Linked DNA regions of Homo sapiens: regions 1 and 3 are each linked to region 2. Evidence: read pairs that join two places in POLR2A ChIA-PET (ENCODE). Cell type or tissue: OCI-LY7. All regions are shown on one strand. Each heading gives the region's core, and the rest is flanking DNA. Links, peaks and the distances in the headings are about the cores only. Region 1 has its middle 100 kb from the start of MTPAP. Region 2 overlaps SVIL (supervillin). Region 3 overlaps SVIL (supervillin).

Region 1 (7,849 bases), core at 1,342-6,341, 770 kb after region 2:
AAAAAAATAATAAAATAAAATAAAAATTAAAAATAAAGTAATAGGCACTCTCACACATTGCTGAGAAGGCAGATTGGAAGTACTCTCAAAATTACAAATGCACAAACCCTTTGGCCCAGGAAGTCTATTTCTAGGAATTTATCCCACACATACATTAATACATAATACATTAATACATAAAACAAGTAACAATGATGCAATATATTATTTGCAGCATTGTTTACAATTGCAAAAAAAAAAAAAACACTAGAAACAAATTTCTGACAGTAGGAGGCTGGTTAAATAAATGATAATTTATCCATTCAAAGGAAATGTTTGCAGCTCTAAAAATGGATGAGGAAACACTTAATATCTGATCTAGAATAATTACCATGATACAATGACAAATGGAGGAGAGAGACAAAACAATGGGGAAAAATGTGTCTTTGCAGAAGCATGAAAGATGTCTAGGAAGATACACAAGAAGCTTATAAAAATGGGTGCCAGTGTCAAGAACACCTGGGTGGCATGAGACAGGATGAGAGAAAGACTTTTTGCTGTGTTTTCACTGTATATCCTTTAGTAAATTTTGAATTTTGAACTAAGTGAAAGTTTTACCTCCAAAGAATAAAATTATAGGCTGGGCACCGTGGCTCACACCTGTAATCCCAGTTACTCAGGAGGTTGAGGCAGGAGAATTGCTTGAACCCGGGAGATGGAGGTTGCAGTAAGCCAAGATGATGCCATTTCATTCCAGCCTGGGTAACAGAGCGAGACTCTGTCTCAAAATAAATAAGTAAATAAATAAAGAATTAAATTATATTTAGCCCTGCTCCCTGATTTCAGGGGAAGTGCTAAAGGTCATAATCTATATAAAGTACATGGTCTATGCACAGGAGGTGCTGGACAAATGGTTATTAAGCCATGAGTAAGCATCGTCCTGTGGAGCGAGGGCTCTGTCTCTTGTCGCAGCAGTGTCAATGCTCCTGGTCCACTCTCTCCCAGGAAGAGACCCCTCAGGCACTCAGTGAGACCACTGGCTGACTTTCCTTTTCATTCTTTTGATCTGTTTGAATCCTATATGAAACTCATTTTAGGCTCAAATCTAACTCCCTGTTATAATTGTATTAAAAAGATGGAAAATTGGCGAGGCTCGGTGGCTCATTCCTATAATCCCAGCACTTTGGGAGGCCAAGGGAGTAGGGTCACTTGAGTTCAGGAGTTCAAGACCAGCCTGGGCAACATAGGGAGAGCTCAACTCTAAAAAAATTTAAAAAATCAGCCAGGCGTGGTGGCAAGAGCCTGTGGTCCCAGATACTTAGGAGGCTGAGGTGGGGGGTCACTTGGGCCCGGGACGGCTGCAGTGAGCCGTAATTGGGCCACCGCACCACTGCACTCCAGTCTGGGGGACAGAGCAAGATCCTGTCTCTAAAGAAAAGAGATGGAAAACTGAAACTCTCATGAAGTTTGTGCTAAAAAGACTGAAGAGGGAAGTTGCCTTTGAGAGACTTTCTGTAAGGCCTGGAAAACAAAAACAAACAAACAAAAATAGATTAACCCAGACTCTGAGAGACTGGAGAAAGTGCAAACAGAATTCGTGCTGCGTGTGCATAGACTTGTTTACTGGACAAATGAGGGCAGCACTGTTTCCCTAGCTGGGGCCTCTGAGAATCAAATCACCAGAGGCATGCCATCTTTTTAGTCAACTATAAGTGAGGCAGGAATTAACAAGATTGATTAGAGGACAAGTGAGCCCCACCACATTCTAGACCAGGATCCCTGCAGACTGTCTGGGCTCTGTGAAGTCTGTATTATTGGCCTGTGACAAGAAAAATGCAGAAATTCAAAGTAAGAGTATAGGATATAATGTCTATTGAATCTGACATTTAAAAATCAAGCTTGCATTTTACATTTCCTTTTTATTTATTTATTTATTTATTTTGAGACGGAGTCTAGCTCTGTCACCCGGGCTGGAGTGTGGTGGTGCAATCTTGGCTCACTGCAACCTCCACCTCCCAGGTTCAAGTGGTTCTCCTGCCTCAGCCTCCCTAGTAGCTGGGATTACAGGTGTCCACCACCACGCTTGGCCAATTTTTTTGTATTTTTAGTAAAGATGGGGTTTCATCATGTTGGCCAGGCTCGTCTCAAACTCCTGAGCTCAAGTGATCCGCCCACCTTGGCCTCCCAAAGTGCTGGGATTACAGGTGTGAGCCACCATGCCCGGCCCTTGATTTTATTTTTTTCCAGTAATTCTTTTTTATTTCCACTTTACAAAAGTATCAGTCCAAAACAAACTTGAAGTTTCCTTTAAAAAGCAACAGAAACACCAATTCTTCACTAGAGATAGTTTGAGATGCACTGTTCTAAACCATATTTTCATCTATGCAGAATGTGAAGTTCCACTAGATCTGCGGTGTTCAATGTGGTAGCCAGTAACCACATATGGCTATTAACAGTTGAAATGTGTCTTGTCTAAATTGGTATGTGATATAAGGCAAAATATGCACCAGATTTCAAAGACTTAGTGAAAAAAATGTCTAATATCTCAAACTTGTATAATGATTATATGTTGAAATGATAATATGTTGGACATATTGGGTTAAATAAAATATACGATGAACCTTCAGTTTCACAAGATGAAAAGAGCTCTGGAGATGGATAGTGGTGATGGTTGGCCACCATTATGAATATATTTAATACCACTGAGCTGAACACTTCAAAATGGTTAAGATGGTACATTTTATGTTATGTGTATTTTCCTGCCATAAAAATTAATTTAAAAATTAATTTCATACATTTCTTTTTACTTTTTAATGTGGGTACTAAAAAATTCAAATAGCATATGTGACCTGTATTTGTGGCCCACATCATATTTCTATTGGATAGTGCCAAGAGTAGCTCTAGATTTTTCTCTTGCTACCTTTGAAGCAGTTTTCTAGTGCCCAATCTCACCACTACCTATGCAGTTCAAACATCACCTCTTCAGTAAAGTCTTTGATGAACCATGAAGGAACTCCCAACTTCCCCTCCTCCTTCAACTGCTCCTATAGTACCTGGTACAAAACTTCATTTATATCTGTGTGTGGTATGTGTGTGTGTGTATGTGTGTGTATGCATACTATGTACTATCTATTATATCAGAAAGTAAGCTCTTCGGGGGTATATTCAGTGTCCCTATATCCCCAACACTCAGCATTGTACATATGTGCTCAGCTTAGCCTTATCATACGCACTCAATAGATGTTGTTGACTACATAGATGAGGAAGTAATCCTAGCTTTCGATATCCAGCCAAAGAGCTCCTTGCTCCTCTTTACTTTGGACTTGGAGACCTGAGAGTTAAATGTTAATTTCAATTTCTAGGTAAGAGAGAGGGATTTGAATATCTGCCAGCTGATGGCATTATTTAATAGTGATATAGTTTGGCTCTGCGTCCCCACCCAAATCTCAAGTGGAATTGTAATCTTCAGTGTTGGAGGAGGGGCCTGGTGGGAGGTGATTGAATCATGGGGGCGGACTTCCCCATTGCTGTTCTTGTGATAAGAGTTCTCACTAGATCTGGTTGTTTGAAAGTGTGTTGCACTTCCTCTTTCACTTTCTCCTTCTTGCTGGCCATGGTAAGCCGCCCTTGCTTCCCCTTCACCTTCCACCATGATTGCAAGTTGCCTGAGGCCCCCCCAGAGGCAGAAGCCTGTACAGCCTGCAGAACTGTAAGCCGACTAAACCTCTTTTTTAAATTAATTACCCAGTCTCAGGTATGCCTTTACAGCATTGTTGAGAATGGACTAATACAAACAGGTAGCTTAACATTTTTTATTACTGAACAAATATCTAGAGTACTATCATAGCCATTGGAAAAAGCCATTGGAAAATGAATGGTAAATAAATCAGGAAAAGTCCTGGCATCTAAGTCACACACATCCCATAGGAGGGTGGGGAGATGGAAAATCAAACAAATAATGATTAAAAAAGAAATTACGAAGTAATGGACAGAGAATGAAAATAAGATGGAGATGGGCGTGATGTCTCACGCTGTAATCCCAACACTTTGGGAGGCTGAGGCAGGAGGATCTCTTGAGTCCAGGAGTTTGAGATGAGCCTGGGCAACCTGGTGAGAAGAGAGAGAGAGAGAGAGAGAGGAAGAAGAAGAAGAGAAGGGAAGGGACGGGAAGGGAAGGGAAAGGAAGGGAAGAAGGAAGGAAAGAAAGAAGGAAGGAAGGGAAACAAAGGAGGGAGGGGGGAGGGAGGGAGGGAGGAAGGAAGGAAGGAAGGAAGGAAGGAAAAGAAAAGAAGATGATGGTGATACAAGGAAAACACTGACTACCTGAGATTCAAGTCAGGAAGGGCCTAAGGAGGTAATATTTAAACTGAAAAGTGACAATAGGAGGTAGGTCGACAAAAATGGAGATAAATATATTAGGCAGAGGGAACAGTTAGTGCAAGTTTCTTCAAGTACTAGCAAAATGGTAAACTTAGAAAGCTTGAAAGCCCCTCCCAACTGAAACAACAAAAATCTTGGTAAAATACATTAAGAATGCTTTTAAATGAATTGCTGACTGGCATGAGCGAAAATACTCATCAGAAGTCGAAACTAGAATGAAACAGGCTTTTTTACCCTAAAGGTTTCTGCTGAGCCTTAGAGACCTTAACTTCTGCTTCAAGGACCACATGGGTTTGGGGACAGGAGGTGTGACAGTTGCTTTTTTTTTTTTTTTTTGAGATCTCAATTTGTTGCCCAGGCTGGAGTGCATTGGCGTGATATTGGTCCACTACAACCTCTGCCTCCCAGGTTCAATTGATTCTCCTGCCTCAGCCTCCCGAGAAGCTGGGATTACAGAAGCATGCCACCACACCTGGCTAATTTTTGTATTTTTAGTAGCGACGGGGTTTCATGATTTTGGCCCAGCTGGTCTCAAACTCCCGACCTCAAGTGATCCGCCCACCTCAGCCTCCCATCGTGCTGGGATTACAGGCATGAGCCACTGCGTGACGGTTGCTTTTATGTGTTGACATGGATGAGCCACGTTGCCCAGATAGTTGGCCAAACATTATTCTGGATGTTTCTTTGGGAGTGTCTTTGGATGATATTTATATTTAAATCAGTATACTTTGAGAAAAGCAGATGACCCTCCATGATGTGGGTGGGCCTCATTCAATCAGTGGAAGGCCTGACTAGACAAAAGGATGACCTCCTCTGAGCAAGACAGAGTTCTGCCAGACTGCCTTCGGACTTCTTTGATAACACTGGCTTTTCTGGTTCACCAGCGCTTTGTCTTTGGACTTGAACTGCAACCCTTTCCTGGGTCTCCAGTTTGCCAGTCTCACCCATCAGATTTTGGAATCACCAAGCCTCCGCAATTGCGTGAGCCAATTTCTTAAATAAATTCTTTTACATACACACACACACACACACACACACACACACACACACACACACACCAGAGAGACTCTCTCTCTCTCTCTCTCCCCACCGTTGGTTCTATTTCTCTGGAGAACCCTGACTAATATAGGAGGTAAAGCCTAAATGAGGCATCTAGTAGGAAACCCATTATATAAATCTGAGATCCCAGAAGGTATACCCTCAACATATGGGTGAATGAGAAGTTAAACCTGCCACATGAAAGCAAATAACAAGAAAATGTAACTCAACTTTAACACTAGATGGTAGGGGGTGGTGTGGGCGGTGGGGGGGAATAACCTGAAAATTCATAATCTTAAGTCACTGCTTATATGGGTTTGTAGTCCAAATTCACATTACCTGTAGGATCCAACCTTAAGGGCAGATTTTAAAAATAAATAGTTTTTTAAAATTTTGATACATTTAAATACAATAAAATTCACTTTTGTGAAATAAAGTTCTATTTGTTAACACACATAGTGCCATTTATCCACTATTACAGTCATGATACCAAAGTTTATCATCCCCCAAAATGTGTTACCCATTTGTAGTAAAATTCTTTTTTTTTTTTTTTTAAGACATGGTTTCACTCTGTTGCCCAGGCTGGAATACAGTAGCACGATTATGGCTCACTGCAGCCTCAACCTCCCAGATTCAAGTGATCTTCCCACTTCAGCCTCCCAAGTAGCTGGGCTACAGGAACACACCGACATGGTCTGCAAATTTTCATATTTTTTTTTATAGAAACAAGTTTTACCATGTTGCCCAGGCTGGTCTCAAACTCCTGGGCTCAAGCAATCCTCCTGCCTCAGCCTCCTAAAGTGCTGAGATTATAGGCGAGGGCCACTGTGCCCCGCCTGAAACTTTCTTCACCACCAAATCTTGGCAACTTGGTGGAGAACTGATCAGTTCTCTCATTGCTGTAGCTCTGCCTTTTCCAAAATATCATACAAATGGAATAATAATAGAATACATAATCTTTTGGGTCTGATTTCTTTCACTGAGCAACATGTATTTGAGATCATACACATTGTTACATGTATCAATAATTCATTCCTTTTTATTGTGGGATAGTTTCCCGTGGGATGAATACACCACAGTTTTGTTTATCTCTTTATCAGCTGAGGGACAATTGGGTAGTTTCTGAGTTTTGGTGATTATAAATAACGCACCTCTATGAGTTATATGATTTGCAAATATTTTCTCCCAGTCTATGGCTTGTCTTTTCATCCTTAATCCTTTTAACAGTGTCTTTTGCAGGTCAAATGTTTTCTATTTTGATAAAATCTGATTTATTTTTTCTTTTATGAATCATGTTTTTGGTATTGTATCTAGGAATTCTGTGCCTAACTTAAGGTCAGATTTTCTTATATATTTTTTTCGAGAAGTTTTCTACTTTTATGTCTTACATTTAGGTTGATGATCCATTCTAATTTTTTATAAGGTGTGAATTATGGGTTGAGACTCTTTTTTTGTATATGAACATCCAATTTTTCAAGCACTATTTGTTGAAAAGACTATGCTTTTTGTCTTTAATTGTCTACATCTGTTTCAGAGATAAGAGTTACTTCTGAGCTTTCTATTCTGTTTCATTGATTTCTTTGCTATCCTCTTACAGGTATAACACTGTCTTAATCATAGCTTAAGTACTGAAATAAAATAGTGTGAGTCCTCTACCTTCTAATTCAAAAGGTTTGACTATTCCACTTCCTTTACCTCTCCATACAATTAAGTATTAGCTTGTCAATATCTGCAAACACCTGAATATTTACAAAACCTCAATATCTACAAAAACCTAAATGCTCTGTTGGGATTTTAACTGAAGTTTTAATAGATTAACTTGGGGAGAACTGACATTTTAACAATATTGAGACTTCCAATCCATAAATCAGGTATATCTTTCGATTTATTTATATTTTTTCCTTGGCTTCTTTATCAGTGTTTTGTAGTTTGTACCATAAAGACCCCACATATATCTTTGCTGAACTTCAACCTAAATATTTCTTATGTCCGTGTGTTCTTTTTTAAATTTTAAATTCTAATAGCTAGGGTAGAGAAAATAGAATTTATTTTTGTATATTAATCATGCATCCTGTATCCTTGGTAAACTCACTTATTAGTTTTAGGATATTTTTTAATAGATTCTTTGGAATTTTCTATATAGAGAGTTGTTTTCTGTGAATAGAGAGTTCTATTACTTCTTTTTTAATCTTTTCAGATAATCCTTTTTTTATTTCTTTGCCTCATCGTACCATTTAGAACTTCCAGTTAAAGGTGAGTAAAGAAATGTCCTTGCCTCATTCCAGGTCTTAGGGAGAAAGCATTCATTCTATCACCATCAAGCATGGAATTAGCTATAGGACTTTGTAGGTGCCCTTTATCAGTTTAAGGAAGTTCCATGCCACTGCTAGTTTGCTGGGAATTTTTAACAGAAATAAAGGTTGAATTTTGGCAAAAGATTTTTCTGCATCTA
Region 2 (7,849 bases), core at 873-5,872:
CATGAAACTTAATTTTTCGTATGTGTATTCATTTTTAATTTTGGCAATATAAAGATTAAATTTTTAGTAGTAAGAACTTCTGGGCTATTCTTTTTTTTGAGACAGGGTCTCACCCTGTTGCCCGGGCTGGAGTGCAGTGACATGATCTTGGCTCAGTGCCACCTCCGCCTCCCGGGTTCAAGCGATTCTCCTGCCTCAGCCTCCCGAGTAGCTGGGATTATAGGTGCCCGCCACTATGCCCAGCTAACTTTTTGTATTTTAGTAGAGACAGGGGGTTTCACCATGTTGGCCAGGATAGTCTCGAACTCCTGACCTCGTGATTTGCCTGCCTTGGCCTCCTGAAGTGCTGGGATTACAGGCATGAGCCACCGTGCCCAGCCAGCTATTCTCTTTACAACCTTGATTAGTTACCTAATTTAAAGTGTGGACATGTTACGCCACCAAGGCACTTTCAAGAATGTTTGGTACTAGTAGTTCTATTTAGGAATAACAGAAAACACAAATATAAAGACTGTTCATGGTCAAGCATTCTTGCACCAGAGCCACCTATTTATAGGAACTAGACATCTATCAGGCCCTGGAGGAGCCTGGCTCAGATCCCTGGGCACCTTGAGCAGCTGTCGCGACCCTGCTGGGGAGTGAGCAACCCTACCCTGCAGGCACTGGGCCAGGACATTGACCCTAGCAGGCCGGCCAGCATTGGCCAAGCGGAGGCTGTACCACCTGTGCAGCTGCTGCTTTTGCTGACCCTCTCCCAGAAGTGCACCCTGAGCTCTGACTCAGTCCTGTTTGCAGGTGTGGCCCTTGTGCGCACAAGTGATAGGGGAGCCGGACTAGTGTCACCAAGGGGCCAGAGCTTCCGCGTTGGTTACGGAGTGACTGCAAGTGCCATCGGGCTGTGCTTCCCCCCTGCTGGAGGGATGGTCTGGAATCTGAATGCTCCCTGCTTTAACTTAATTCTCTAAAGCTGGGCTTTTTCTAAGTTGTAAGTCTGCTGGAAAAGATGTTGTTGGAGCTGGCTGTGAGATGTCCATTGTGTTCATTGGGAAGAAATATAGAAAGGAATCACCCGGCTCAAATCATATTTCCTAAGGGCCTCCAAGTCAATAGTCCATGAAAGTCTGAACTCTTCGCTTTATTTTTAATTAATTCACTTTAACAGTTTTACTCATTCATTCACTCACAATTACTTTTTTTTCTCATAACTAACAGCTAAAGTAAGAAAATGGCTAAATTAAACTATGTCTGGTTTTATAAAACACGATTTCCCTTTTTGCATTTTAGGAACGGGCACTACAAGTGCCTTTAGTTTGTTCTTTAAAGTTCCCAGTTCCATTACTCCAAAGGTTAAGAGATCTGCCTGCCCCGAAACACACTCAATTCCCTATTATTATTGTCTTTGGCAACCAGCATCAGAGATTAACACTGTACATGCCACCTCTGCACAAAAGCAAAAGCGTAAGTCCACGACAGTGACTCTTTGTTATTAATTGTTATTGTTATTGTTTTGGGGAGATCCACATTATCTTGTCTTCAAGTTAAAAACAGTAATTACGCTGTTCCTGCTGACAATGTCAGTGATGAGTATTTCCTGCACCTACAATGTGAACACAGGCCAGGCACCTGCTAAACGTCATATATACCTGATTATAAAGTCCTGTGAGCTGAGTACTATAATCCCTATTTTCCAGGTGAGAAAACCAAGGCTCAGACAGAGTAACTTTACCCAGCCCACACAGCTGGTAAGTGAGGGCCTGAGATTCTGAATCCCAGGCTGTAGGGTCCCAGCACCTGTGGCCTTCCCTCAAGGGACACAGCTCCTTATGAAAAAGGAAAGGAGCAGTTCCAATTGCTTGCTCATAAGAAATTAAGTAGATGAGGAATGCTGCTCCCTTTGGGAGGCTGAAGTGGGAGGATGGTTTGAGCCCAGGAGTTTGAGACCAGCCTGGGCAACATAGTGAGACCTCATCTCTTAAAAAAAAAAAGAAAAAATTAGCTTGATAATGGTGGCATATGCCTGTAGTCCCAGCTACTTGGGAGGCTGAGGCACGAGGATGGCTTGAGCCTGGGAGGTCAAGGCTGCAGTGAGCCGAGATTCTGCCATTGCACTCCAGCTTGGAAGACAGAGTGAAACCCTGTCTCAAAAAAAAAAAAAAAAAAAAAAAAAAGAACAAAAAGAGAGAAAGAAATGTCCCTCCCATTGGGGGTCCTTGTCTGACATCCCACTACTCCCTGGAAGGAGAGGCTGGAGCTGCCTGGGCCCTGGAAGATCCCCTTCCTGCTGTTTAAGAAGCCCCTGAAGTTTGGTGTGTTCAGCGGCCCAACCTCAAGTCGCCTTGCTGCTGGTTCAATGCTGACCTGCTCCAAGGTCTGGTGACTGGGATCTTCAGCCCCTCCTTGTAGCCAGACTCACAGCTGCCCACATCCTGTGCTGGAGCCCCACTCTGACTCTCTGCCCGCAGAGCGGTTTAATAGCACAGTTGGGTTTGAAAAGAGGCAGGTCTGGACTTGAGTGTCCAGCTCCACTCCCTGCTAGCTGTGTGGCTTCAGGCAGGTTCCTTGATCTTACTGTCTTGGTCCTTATCTGAAAAATTAGCACCACAACAGAAATGTCTCAGGGAGCCCAGTAGGCCCTCAGCTACAGGCAGAGTAAAGCCCCCAGCATCGTGCCCTGAGGGGGCAGGGGGACCTCTGGGCCACAGCCCGGCTCTGCACAGCACACAGCCCCACTGGCCGTGTGCTCAGCGAGGCCCACCTGCTGGCTGTTCCTGCACCTGCTTTATGTCACTGAGACAGGGTCTGAAATATTTACTTGGTCCCTACAAAGTGTCTTCCGTAGAGTAGGTGCTCAGGAAATGTTGTCAGCTGATGAATAGATGCATCTTGTATAAATCAGGAAAGAAATCCTGGTTCTGAGCCTGCAGTTTTCTGATCAGCAAACAGCTGCCTGTGCTTCCTGTGGCCCCGGGGGCAGGTGCACCTGCACAGCAAGGGGGCTGTAAAGAGGCAAAAATACTCTCTTCTGAGTTGAAATCACAAACCTGTGACCTGCATGCTCTCCTAAATGGGAAGGGGTGAGCAGCGCTGTGGAAAAGGCTCCTCCTTGGCAATGAAAGGGATGATTTCTCCAGAGTTCACCGGACTCCCCCTTTCCCCAGCACCAAGCATCCAGGTGAGTGTTTTGCAATGGGGTCCGTCACCATCAGGAACCGAGGAGAGTTTAGACTCTGCATTTACTACACCAGACCCACAAAGCACCACCCGTGCTCTCAGTCTCGGGAGAAACAGCCTCTTTCACTTTTCAAATCAATCTTCTGTGCGTGTATTTACTATAATGTTACAGCACCATTTGGTTCCAGCTTTAAATCACGAAGATATGCTGTACTTAACGACTTTAATTGAAGCAGCACACAGCCACATGGGAAATATCATTTAGAGGCCAATCATCTCTTTCCCAGAAAAGCTCTGGGGACAGGGGCAGGGGAGGGAGAGAGGGAGCTGAGAAGCCTTGATGTGCAAGTTCAATTTCTACAGGTGAACACCAGCGGCCTCGGCAATGCTAGGTTGTTAGGAATTCGGCCTTACTTCTTTTCATCTCTGTAGTTTACTAGGTGGCTCTCAAAGGCGCATGACTGCAGTGCCCCACTGCACGGACGCAGCAGAGGGCATGACAGGGTTCATTGGAGAAGCTGGCTCCCGCAGGGCTGCCGGGCCAGCCTCTTTCAGCTGGAAAAAACCACAAGCGCTCACTAACCTGCCGTGCTCACCATGAACTTCCACTTGACCACATAGGCATCCCCCTCATGGAACTGCCCGATGCTTTGTTTGGGGAGCCTGCTATAGTCGAATTCCAGGATGTGCCAGACATCCACGGAAACGCTGGTGATCTCAAACTGCCTCCTGTCGTGTCCTTCCACCAGGCCATAGCCACGGCCGACGTTCACTCCGTCCAGGATGGTGCCTGCTGTCGTCTGGGGCATGGACACCATCCGTGTCACATCGTATGCCTTGACATCAGTCCTGGGGTCTTCCTACAGGGGAACACAAAGACATCAGTTCAGTTGCCTGTTTCTGCAGCTATTCCTTGTCATGCTCAATGCTGCTTCAGCTGTTCATGGGACAGCATAAAAATACAGCTTCCACACTCTGTCTCAGGATGTTTAACTGCAGTCAGGGAAAGGCTGCATTTCCAGAAAGACTCTGGGAGGTCTGAACACCCATCGCCACAACAGCACATGGGTGCCTGAGAACAGGCACAAATCAGACTCTTCACTTCCCAGAGTCAGATTAGAATTGGAGGCCTGTCTGCTGTTCTACTAGTGAATCCTGGGAAGGCTTCCTAGCTTTAAGGGTGTGTGTGTGTGTGTGTGTGTGTGTGTGTGTGTTTGTTTGTGTGTCTGTGTGTCCATGGTTTTTTTTTTAATTAAAAAAGTATTTTAGTTGACACATTATTATGGGTATGATTCGATGTGTTGATACATGCATCTGTTTTATGGGGAAGGGGGTGTGGGAAGGAGACGGGACAGGGAAGATAGGGAGATGTTGGCCAACCGGTACAAAGTGACAGAGAGGAGGAATGAGCTCTGGTTTTCTCCTGCACAGTGGGGTGACTGTTTTCCAATACTGTATTGCATATTTCAAAATAGCTAGAGGAGAAGATTTGAATGTTCTCACCACAAAGAAATGATACATCTGGGGTGACAGCCATACGAACTATCCTGATTTGATCATTTTACATGAAGGCCACTTTTATTGGGACCCGAACCAAGCCCCGAGTTTTGAGGCTTGGTCGCCGGAATACCTTGTGCTGGGCAAGTTCCCCGGGGTTCTTCTCATTCGATCTCTTCAGTTCCGTCCAATCCAGAAACTTCTCTTTGAACAAAATCGTCTCATTGTGTTCAGTAAGTCTCCCAAATATCGCCCAGTCGGGCCGCCCCTGTCCTTTTCTGTAGGGTGGGAGGGGGGTTGGGAGAACAGACAGGAAAAGAACCAAGATGAAGCCAAGCTTAAACAAAGGAATCTAAAACACATGCGGCTGCTGGAAAAAACCTCAAAGTACGTGAGTACATATAAAGTAAATGGTTTATTTTCCTGCATTTTACCAAATAATGACATTTTGTTATTTTAGTCTGAAGTCTTGCAAAGCTTTGTGTCCATGGAGTTTTTGATGTGCCTGAATGTGACATGAACCATGTCAGGACTAGACTTTTCTTACATTCTAGCAAGTTCTTTTCTTTTCTTTTTTTTTTTTTTTTTTTTTTTTAGAGATAAGGTCTTGTTCTGTTGCCTAGGCTGAAGTGCAGTTGCACAATCATAGCTCCCTGCAGCCTTGAACTCCTGGGCTGCAGTGATCCTCCTGCCTCAGCCTTGCAGATAGCTGGAACTGCAGGTGTGTGCCACCATGCGTAGCTAATTTTTGTATTTTTTTAAATATGAGACAGGGGTCTCGCTATGTTGCTCAGGCTGGTCTTGAACTCCTGGCCTTAAGTGATCCTTCCTTCTCAGTCTCCCAAAGTGCTGGGACTACAGGTGTGGGCCACATTCTAGCAAATTCTTGTCTTTGGGATACCCTGGGGTGGCACGCTGGGTGGGGATTTTGGAAAAGGCAGGAGCCGCAGGAAAACCTTGTCTACTTTAGCCGCCCAGTCACCTGCAGATGCTTACCAAGTTTCCCGTCCAATTAATTAATAGACATAGGGAAGAGGTAGCTCCCTCCTCAATTCTCTACTATTTTATGTCATGTTACAACAAAGCTCTCCAGAGTATGGAGATTCTCCCGTCACTAAAATGAACACACTTTCATAGATCTTGAAGTGCCTTTTTGTGCACTTATTTCTAGGCCACTGGCCAGGGCAGCAGACAGGAGAGCACAGAGAGATAGGAAAGAAAACGGCATAGCTCCACCCGGAGGTCTTGTGTGGCCTTAGGATTTCAAAATTTACACTGTCCCCAAGAACACAGGTATTTTAGATAAAGGCAGAGCTGAGAAGATACACGTGCTGCAGAGGGCGTAGCCCTGGAATAACATGCACGATCTCTCATCCCTCCAGATCCATCTTCGGTTGTGAATCCGGCCCGGAATGCAGCCACCCCTTAGAGCAACCCCCCTTGCTGCTCGTGCCCTGCTGTGCTACTGCCTCAGTCACTTCCTGCTTGGTCAAGACCACAGCTGCTGATGTCACAGCTGAGGCACATCAGAAAGGCTGCCTGATTCAAAGAAAGCTGCCGGATAAATCATAGAGCACAGACACTTCTACCTCATGCTCTTATGGGACTTTAGGAACCAAACATAAGCACCTATGGAAAATGCACGGCGGTCTTGAAAGGCTGTGGTCTTTATCAGAAAATATCTGAATGACTGTTTGTTATGTCAGTCCTACTCTGCAGGCTTGCTAAGATGATGATTGAAAGGGCTCTTGGTTTCTGCTTTGGAATCTGGCATTTATGTTTTGAAGCGTTGTGAGCAAGCGATGTGGCAGATTGCAGGGTGAGGGGGACAAACCTGGGCCAGGAGCCAGGGGTTTCTCTACCCCCTTCCCTGACTTACAGCTGGAACTGGGCTCAGTGGTTTCAGCCTCATTTGCTAAGAAGGTCTGGGTATGTAATCCTGGCTGCATCTTAAAATCCCTAGGAGCTTTTAAGACATATTGACACATAAGCTCTAACTCACATGAAACGAAAACACATCTCTGGGGCTGGGCTGAGCAAATGCATTTTTTAAAAGGCCCCTCAGGTGATTCTGTCTCAGAGATGTTGAAAACCAGTGGGTTAGGAGCTCAGTCATCCACTTTCAGATCTGTGATTATGCCACTATTAAATACAGTTGGCTATCACATAGATTTTATGCTTTAGCTTGTTCTTTTTTCCTTTGCTATACCAAATAAAATCTTCTGAGCTGTAGTTCCAGTCCTTAAAATAATGGTTGTTACCATACTGAGGTTAAACATTAGTGCATTTGCTTAACAAGGACTTTAAAACTTATCACACTGCCATAATTTTTAATGGTTTCTATAATGATTAATTAATAAGAAAATCAATAATTGGATTTTAAGCAGGAAACTAGGCAGGAAAGTTGAAATTCATAGACCAATTCAATGGAAAACATTAAAATGTATTGGGAGATGCCCAATATTCTATGCTGTTTGGTGGTTCACTGGTTTCTAATCTATTATAACGGCACCCATAGTTAAAAAGCACTAGTTTTTTTTTGGTCTGATAGTTGAAAAAACAACAATCCTTTGCACGTAGGAATTATTTTTTCCAACATCATAATTTCTGACTTTGCACATATTCTATTGAATTGCCAAAATGACTTTAAAGAGTCTAGTACATGCAGGGAATATTACAATTGCAATCATTATTTTAACACCATCTCCTCCCCCTCTTCCCTTCCCAAAAGATATAAAGACATAAACATCATCTGCTGCCAAATAAATCCTGAAATTCGAGGGCGATGCTGGGAAGGTATGAAATTAGAGGGAGGCATGTTGCTTTTGCACTTTCAGATCAATGGCTGAATTCCAGACCCGGGGAAGCCTTTCAGATCCGCATGTAATTTGTTTAAACAATTGCTGTTCATCTGCCACAGCAGCACTTGTAATGCCGCAGGGAGGAACTTGCAGCATTTCTTGCTCACTTCAAGAAATCAACTATAACAAACCTCTTCCAGAAGACTACGACATCCATATTTCTGCAATAGTTAGATAAAAGTTAAAGAACTGTTCCTTTTGTGAATATTCACAGTCCACTGCATATAATCGTTTATGAAAACTGAACCCTATAAAGAGCGAGAGTAGAGGACTGTGGTGAGAACAGAGGGATCGAAGGGAATCAGCTCGCTTGAAGAGCT
Region 3 (7,849 bases), core at 1,211-6,210, 100 kb after region 2:
ACAGGTGTGAGCCACCGCACCTGACTGCAAATGATTTTTTAAATTTTAATAGTTTTTTGGGTACAGGTGGTTTTGGATTAAACAGATAAGTTTTTCAGTGGTGATTTCTGAGATTTTAGTGCACCCTTACCTGAGCAGTGTACAGTGTACCTAATATGTAGTCTTTTATCCCTCACTCCTCTCCCAACCTTCCCCTTAGAGTCCCCAAAGTCTATTATACAACTCTTACGCCTTTGAGTCCTCATAGCTTAGCTCCCACTTATACATGAAAACATATGATATTTGGTTTTCCATTCCTGAGTTACTTCACTTAGAATAATGGTCTCCAGCTCCATCCAGGTTCTTGCAACAGACATTATCTCATTCTTTTTTTACGGCTGAGAAGTATTCCACAGTGTATATATACCACATTTTCTTTATCCACTTGTTGGTCTGTGGGCACTTAGGTTGGTTCCATGTCTTTGCAATTGTGAATTGTGCTGCTATAAATATGCGGGTGCATGTGTCTTTTTTATATAATGACTTCTTTTCCTTTGGGTAGATACCCAGTAGTGGGATTGCTGGATTAAATGGTAGTTCTACTTTTGGTTCCTTAAGGAATGCCAATAACATTTCTTTACACCAACAACAAACTATATAATAAAGAAATTAAGAAATCAATCCCATTCATAATTGTATCAAAAAATAAAATAGTTGTAAATTTAACCAATTAGATGAAAGATCTGTATACTGAAAACTATAAAACATCGATGAAAGAAATTATAGATGACTCAAATAAATGGGTCCGTGAATTGGAATAATTAATATTGTTAAAGTTAATGGACCCAGTTGCGTATACATTTATAAATGTGTATTTGTGTATACATTTATAAATGTATAAAATGGGAATTAGTCTACCTGGGGTGCATATAGAAGACTGGGTAAATCAATTACACGAGCAAACCAGGGTTGAAACTCCATTACTGATTTGAAAAATTTTAAATATTATATTAGAGATGCACACACACCTAATCAGAATGACAGGAAATAAACCAAGACATTAATTCTCTCACAACTCAGAGATAACTCTGTTCATGTGTTTTCCAAAGTAACTTCTCTATTTTCCAAAGTATCCACCATATGCACGATTTCCTTCTGTAATTGCAAAACAATTAAATACAAATGAAGATGAAGGCAATAAGACCTCTTAAATCCCCAAAGCTTAGACATAGGCTAAAAATCCAGGAGAAAATCCTGGCATGAATGAATGGCGCCTATGGCTCAAAATCAGCCTGCTCACTTCTTCCAGCAGATGCATTTTCTTGGCTGTAAATTGAGGAGTTGGTCTAGATGGTCACCAAGATCCTTGATAACAGGCACCAGTGTTGCTTAACCTTGACACCAGGTGCGCACAGAAGAACCTTGCCCTGCCTACCAACATTGAATTCACCTGTTAAATCCCCTTCCTAAATGTTCTTCTTTATTACCAATCACACCTTTCCTGCTCAAAAGCCTTTATTGTCTCCTAGCTAAAGGATTATAAAAACTGGAGAGACAGCACGTGATGCACACTTCCGGGTGCATTTCTAGCACAGAGCCTGGCTCAGAACAAGTAAACTATCAATACTGCTTGAATGGATCAATCAATCAAATGGGCAGGCAAGCACTGAAATCACTTCTATCCTTAAATTTCTCCCATTCTTAGCCAACCACATTTCTTGAATAGTTTGCAGAGAGGAAAAGTATTACTTCTCTTTCCTCAGCCTGAGACTATTACTTAAAGTCTTCTTGTCTTTCCTAAAATCTGAAGCCATGATGTGAAACAGAAATATTTGCATGTAGGGAGAATCAGGAAGAACATGCTAAAGATTCGCTGGGGAAACTGGAAGTATCTTATTATGCTCTATTTCACCTACTTCGTTACTATGTGTATTCCTAGTTTTCTTCAGAACAATGTGTTCATCTGAGTTCCTGGGCATCTAACAGGATTTCTGAGCTAGGCAAAGGTAAAAACGGGGACAATGGGCCAGGCACAGTGGCTCACGCCTGTAATCCCAGCACTTTGGGAGGCCGAGGCGGGCGGATCATGAGGTCAGGAGATCGAGACTATCCTGGCTAACGCGGTGAAACCCCCTCTCTACTAAAAATACAAAAAAATTAGCTGGGTGTGGTGGCGGGCGCCTGTAGTCCCAGCTACTCGGGAGGCTGAGACAGGAGAATGGCATGAACCCCAGAGGTGGAGGTTGCAGTGAGCAGAGATTGCGTCACTGCACTCCAGCCTGGGTGACAGAGCAAGACTCCGTCTCAAAAAAACAAAACAAACAAACAAAACAAAAAACAAAAAACAAAAACGGGGACAATGATTCCTGCAGTCCAACTATTGACAATGTCTCAGTATGAGTCCAGGTGAGACGTGTCACCTCCCAAATTGACAAGGTCAAAAGCTAAGGCGTTAGATGACAGTCACGGTATTAAACCTTCAGGGACTGTGTAGCGCAGGTCACAGCGGCAGCTCAGACTTACAGGGAGGCTATTTGGGGAGTCAGACGCTGTCACTTGTTCTGGCTGATGACACACAAGCACCCCTGCAACGCTGTCCTTTGAGGCAACTCTCCTTTGGGGGCCATCATCCTGGGGGAGAAAACGAGGGCAAAGCCAAGGGAAAGGGAAGTAGCCAGCACTTCCACTGCAGCCAGCCATTTCCCACCAGGGCCGAACAGGATGGTGCCTGTGACCTCCCCTGGCTCATCACTGGGGGGCGGATGCAAGGCTGAGGGTCCTGGAGTATTTAATTCCTTTAGTCTTCTCGGTGACTTATCCTCATATGCAGATGAGAAAACCAGGATAGTGCCTGACCTAGGATAGATACATCAAGCGTAGACCAACAACTTAAAATACATCTCTGAAGGCAAAACAGGGCCTGGTGGTGGCTTATGCCTGTAATCCCAGCACTTTGAGAGGCCAAGTCAGGAGGATTGCTTGAAGCCAGGAGTTCGAGAGCAGCCTGGGCAACAAAGTTAGACTCTGTCTCTACAAAAAATTTAAAAAAAAAAAATTTAGCTGGGCATGGTGGCACATGCCTGCAATCCCTACTTGTAATCAGCTGCTTGTGAGGCTGAAGTGGGAGGAGCGTTTGAACCCTGGAGGCCAAGGCTGCAGTGAGCTATGATCACGCCACTGCACTCATCCAGTGTGGGCAACAGATTAAACCCTGTCTCTAAAAAAATTGTTTTAATAAAGGCAAAACAGCCATTCCCTGGCCAGCCACAACAAAATCAAAGAGGGAAATAGGATGGTGAGGTCAGGATAAAATGAGAGAACACGTATAGAAGCACTCCAAAAATGGACTGCATTATTTAATCCACACAAGGAACTCCGTATTGAAAAGGGATTCAGGTGCACTACATGCTCCTCCAGAGGTCCGTACGATGTCACCTCATGTCACCTTGTTGTGCTCAGTGAACATCAATGAAAGCACTCCCAGTCTACAGGAAAATGAGCTGGAATGAATGAATTAACTAATTAATGTATGTATGTATGTATGTATTTATTTGAGACAGGGTCTGGCTCTGTTGCCCAGGCTGGAGTGCAGTGGTACAAACACGGCTCATTGCAGCCTCAACCTCCTGGGCTTAAGCCATCCTTCTACCTCAGCCTCACGAGTAGCTGGGACCACGCCTGGCTATTTTTTGAAATTTGTAGACATGGGATCTTGCCATGTGCCCAGGCTGGTCTCAAACTCCTGGCCTGAAGTGATTCTTCCACCTTGGCCTCCCGAAGTGCTGGGATTACAGGCGTGAGCCATCAAACCAACCATGAGCTGGAATTTAAATGTACAGTATAGGGGAGTGTGATATTATGACTAGCAGTTGTCTGAATACATACTGACATGACTTATCAATACATTTCCAAAATCAAGAAGTGCTATGGAAATGATTTTAATGAAATCTACTATAAGCTACTAATGATGATGGCTGGAGTGAAATTCCAAAGTGAAGAACATATTTTCATAGCCCAGTAAAGGAGCATTTTGTATGCTAGCAACAGCCATAAATGGTATTCTCATTTTCTTTGGTGGATTTTCTTTATGTGTGCAGATCCTTAATCTGAGGCAGAACTGCCTGACCTGAGAAAATTGCCCCTAGGGAAAGCCCACTTAGGCCCTTTCATTTCCCCTTGATCACATCTCACTGGTCAGTCAGACTTTCCAGATTCCTCATTTTAGTCTAATTCTCCTCCTGCGTGCACTGTGAGATGCTCTGTGAATTTTGGTTAGTGGTAATATTTTGGACAAGCGTGCAAATAAAATGTTGCATTACATCACTGCATAAGGTAATTTGAAACAGACCACATAGGTGGAGATGAAAAGGCAAAGTACGTTCAATAAGAAATGTTGCAAGTCACAGCTATTTTTTCTTTATCGGATGTGTTGAAAGAAAACCATGCCAGCCTTTCTAAACTTCAGAATTCTTTTTTAAAGAAAAGGCTTATTGCAATCACCTAAAAGACTTATTAGTGTCTTTAAAGTTAATGTTCAAAAGAGTAATGTTAACATTTGTAATGAAATTATCTCCAATCGTTTTAGTTTCTGGTTCATTCCAAATCTATGGCTAATGACTCTTGGAAAGAAAAATTCAGGTACCTCAGAGGAAGAGAGAATGGTCAGCTGATTGTCAGAAAAGAAAGACATAGGTCAGTTCTGTGTTTAAATTACACACTGAATATACATATGATGGAATATTATTCGGCCTTAAAAAGGAAGGAAATTCTGATGCTTGCTACAATGTAGAGGAACCTTGAAGACATTATGCTAAGTGAAATAAGCCAGTCACCAAAGGACAAATACTGTACAATCCCACTTATATGAGGTTTCTAGAACAGTCACATTCAGAGACAGATAGTAGAAGGGAGTTTATCAGGGGCTGGGCAGAGGGAAAATTGGGGAGTTGTTGAATAGGTAGAGTTTCCATTTGGAATGATGAAAAAGTTCTGGAGAGGGATGGTGGTGATGGCTGCACACTGTGAGCGAATGCACCTAAATGCCACCGAACTGTTCACTTAAACGTGGTTGAAATGGTAAATGTCATGGTGTGTATATTTCAGTGCAATCTACAATAAAATGTACACTGAGGGCAAATCACAGCTGACATACAATGCAGGCACATGCTGAGCACCTGGAGAACAGCTCTTGTGAGGGGCACATGGCCGGCCCACCACTTGCCAGAGGCCAGGAGACGCCAAGGACGATTCTGACCTGTTCAAAGCCCCAACCCACAAAGGGCTCTTAAACAATGATGTGACGAATAAACATAAAACTAGCTGTTCCCAGGAACGGTGGCTCACACCTGTAATCCCAGCACTTTGGGAGGCTGAGGCAGGAGGACTGCTTGAGACCAGGAGTTAGAGACCAGCCTGGGCAACATAGTGAGACCCCCATCTTTACCAAAAACATTTTAAAATTAGCCAGGAATGATGGTGTAGTTCCAGCCACTCAGAAGGCTGAGAAGTGAGGATTACTTAAGCCCAGAAATTTGAGGCTGTGGTGAGCTTTGATCATGCTACTACACTCCAGCCTGGGTGACAGAGTGAGACCCTGTCTCTAATAATAATAATAATAATAATAATAATAATAATAATAGTAAACCTAGGTGTTCACTGTATGGGGTCTGTGGCTGCATCCCAGGACATAAGGTGCAGCATGCCACACCTTCAGAGCTGCGGGGGCCCATGCCTCTCCTCTCGTGAGAAGAAGACCTCATGCAGAGGGGAAGGGGCTGACTTGATTACAATCGTCCAGGGAGAGCGGAGAAGGCTCTGCCAAATCCAGTCATTCAGTGCTCACTACTTGATGGTTTTCACATGAACAGAAAGCAGGGAAACACTGAGTCGTCACAGAGGAGAATTTCCTGTGAGTCTAAAAGTCCAGATAGCAGACAAGCACATATATAAAATGTCTGTTGGTACCAGATAGATCATAGCTGTTCTAGAGCTAGACTCCAATAATTTGAAGGAAAGTTTCAAATAAAGTAATTTCTGGCTCTCCTTGTTCTCAGAAGGGCATCTTAATAAAGTAACAACAATGACAATCTCAGCAATAATAATCAGTATGAAAATGCAAGAAAAGCTCATCAACCTGTGATCTCCAGTGTCACCCTTGTTTTCCATGGGTTATTTTTTATTTTTTGAGACAGGGTCTGGCTCTGTTGCCCAAGCTGCAGTGCAGTGGCACAATCACAGCTCACTGCAGCCTCGACCTCCTAAGCTCAAGCCAATTCCTCCCACCTCTGCCTCCTGAGTAGCTGGGACTACAGGGGCCCACCACCACGCCTAGCTAACTTTTGTATTTGTTGTAGAGATGGGATCTCAACATGTTGCCCAGGCAGGTCTCAAACTCCTGGGCTCAAGCAATCCTCCCACCTCGGCCTCCTAGAGTGCTGGAATTACAGGTGTGAACCACTGCACCCGGCCTCCATGGGTTGTATTAACTGGTACCCAAGACCTACCAGTCTTTCAGAACAGGTCCCCAGCCCCTTGCTGATTGATGCGGGGTAGGGGAGGGCGTGTTTGTGATATTTCACACTTTCATGATTGGCTTTCTTCATGGTCATATTATTGCACCAGGAAAGCAGATCCCGTGCTCACAGTGCAGGTGCCTTGGGGAGGTCATGACACAAAATAAATCAAAGGCACATTCCACACTGTCTGTTGAAATGACTCAAGACACGTTTATGCGTGGGTGTAACATCTGATTAAGCAAAGGATATCAAACTTGGGTGGCCCTCAGACCACTTGCGGTATTTGTTTAAAATGAAAGTCCTCCCACCACAGGTGATTAGGATACGCCCACAGAATTAGAAAACCATGAATACAAGCCACCGATGATATAAAGCCTGGGAAGAAACAGGGAAACAGCATAATCAGATGGGGTGAGTGTGACGAAGGAAGGCTTCCTGGAGGACGAGACTGGAGAGCTTACTTGTGGAGGAGATGATGGCAATAGGTGAACAGGGAGGCCATGGGCCCTCACCTCCGTGCCAGGAAGAAGAGCGGACAGTGTGGGAGCTGGAACTGGGAAGAGGCCTAACCGGGGCGTGGGCTTAAATGGTCCCATCCCTCTGCATGGTAAATGCGCCTGACAGCAATCACTTAGGCACACCCTGAGAATGGCCCTGTATGGCAGCGGCACCTGCATGGGGTTCAGGGTTCCAAGCTAAGGAATCCAGGAGAGGCCAACTGGAGATTCGTTCCTTATCTATGAGGAACATCTGAGCAGCTTCCCTGCCCTGCTGCCACCACTGCATGCACAGGGGGTCTGGACTGTTTGTTTTGGGGTATGTGAAGGCTGCCAGGTGGAGATTGTCGGGGAGGTGCCAAGTGGACATGCTATTGCTATATAAACTGCATGCCTTTTGAAAGCGGTTGTGGTTCTCCCACTCAGCCCGCTGCCACTGGACTCTCTCCCCTGTATGCAAGCCCACAACAGAACCCCGTGCCTCGTTCACTGGCTCTGGGTCTCCTCTTCGGCCTCTTTAACCTGCGGCCTTCCCATGGAGTCGACACGGGTTCGGCAAGACAGCCACCCACATTCAGACGGAACGTGCTGTGGGCCCAGCCAGGGCATTCTGAGGTGGGAAGGGAGGCCGTGGACAGCCCGTGAAGAAGCATCAGAGCCATCCCTGTAGCCCAAGTGGAAAAAGAAAATTCAGATACTTGTCACACCCAGACATCAAGCTGGGATACATCATGCTGCTTGGTCTTCAGGTGGTGAGAAAATACATTAAAGAAATAGACAGGGTCTTGCTCCATCACCCAGGCTAGAGAGTGCAGTGCTGCAATCACAGCTCACTGAAGCCTCGACTTCGGGTTTGAG

What was found. Peaks named below come from ENCODE experiments on the same cell type or tissue, not always from the same donor. Only the 100,000 strongest peaks of a DNase experiment are listed, where the experiment ranks them.
Region 1: POLR2A ChIA-PET joins it to region 2 with 5 read pairs; 2 of 35 experiments call an interaction of 5 or more read pairs at or near these places.
Region 3: POLR2A ChIA-PET joins it to region 2 with 6 read pairs; 3 of 35 experiments call an interaction of 5 or more read pairs at or near these places.

The regions. Positions count from the first base shown.
Region 1 is chr10:30,244,324-30,252,172 of GRCh38, forward strand. No RefSeq gene overlaps it. Among named protein-coding and RNA genes, the nearest start is that of MTPAP, 100 kb to the right of the region's middle. In OCI-LY7, for the core only: a CTCF peak has its summit at 3,650; a DNase peak (open chromatin) is centred at 3,578.
Region 2 is chr10:29,476,783-29,484,631 of GRCh38, forward strand. SVIL (supervillin) reads right to left here. Exons shown (of 38, transcript NM_021738.3): 28 at 4,802-4,946; 29 at 3,755-4,031. All of the region lies in intron 2 of SVIL-AS1 (SVIL antisense RNA 1), which reads left to right. Among named protein-coding and RNA genes, the nearest start is that of MIR604, 64 kb to the right of the region's middle. RefSeq lists enhancers at 734-1,233, 2,101-2,632. In OCI-LY7, for the core only: CTCF peaks have their summits at 2,871 and 3,070; DNase peaks (open chromatin) are centred at 2,449, 2,909, 3,389, 5,369 and 1 weaker place; H3K4me3 peaks cover 4,575 bases; H3K27ac peaks cover 5,000 bases.
Region 3 is chr10:29,577,153-29,585,001 of GRCh38, forward strand. All of the region lies in intron 1 of SVIL (supervillin), which reads right to left. Among named protein-coding and RNA genes, the nearest start is that of MIR938, 21 kb to the right of the region's middle. RefSeq lists enhancers at 6,878-7,379, 7,380-7,849. In OCI-LY7, for the core only: no CTCF peak of the experiment used is centred there; no DNase peak of the experiment used is centred there.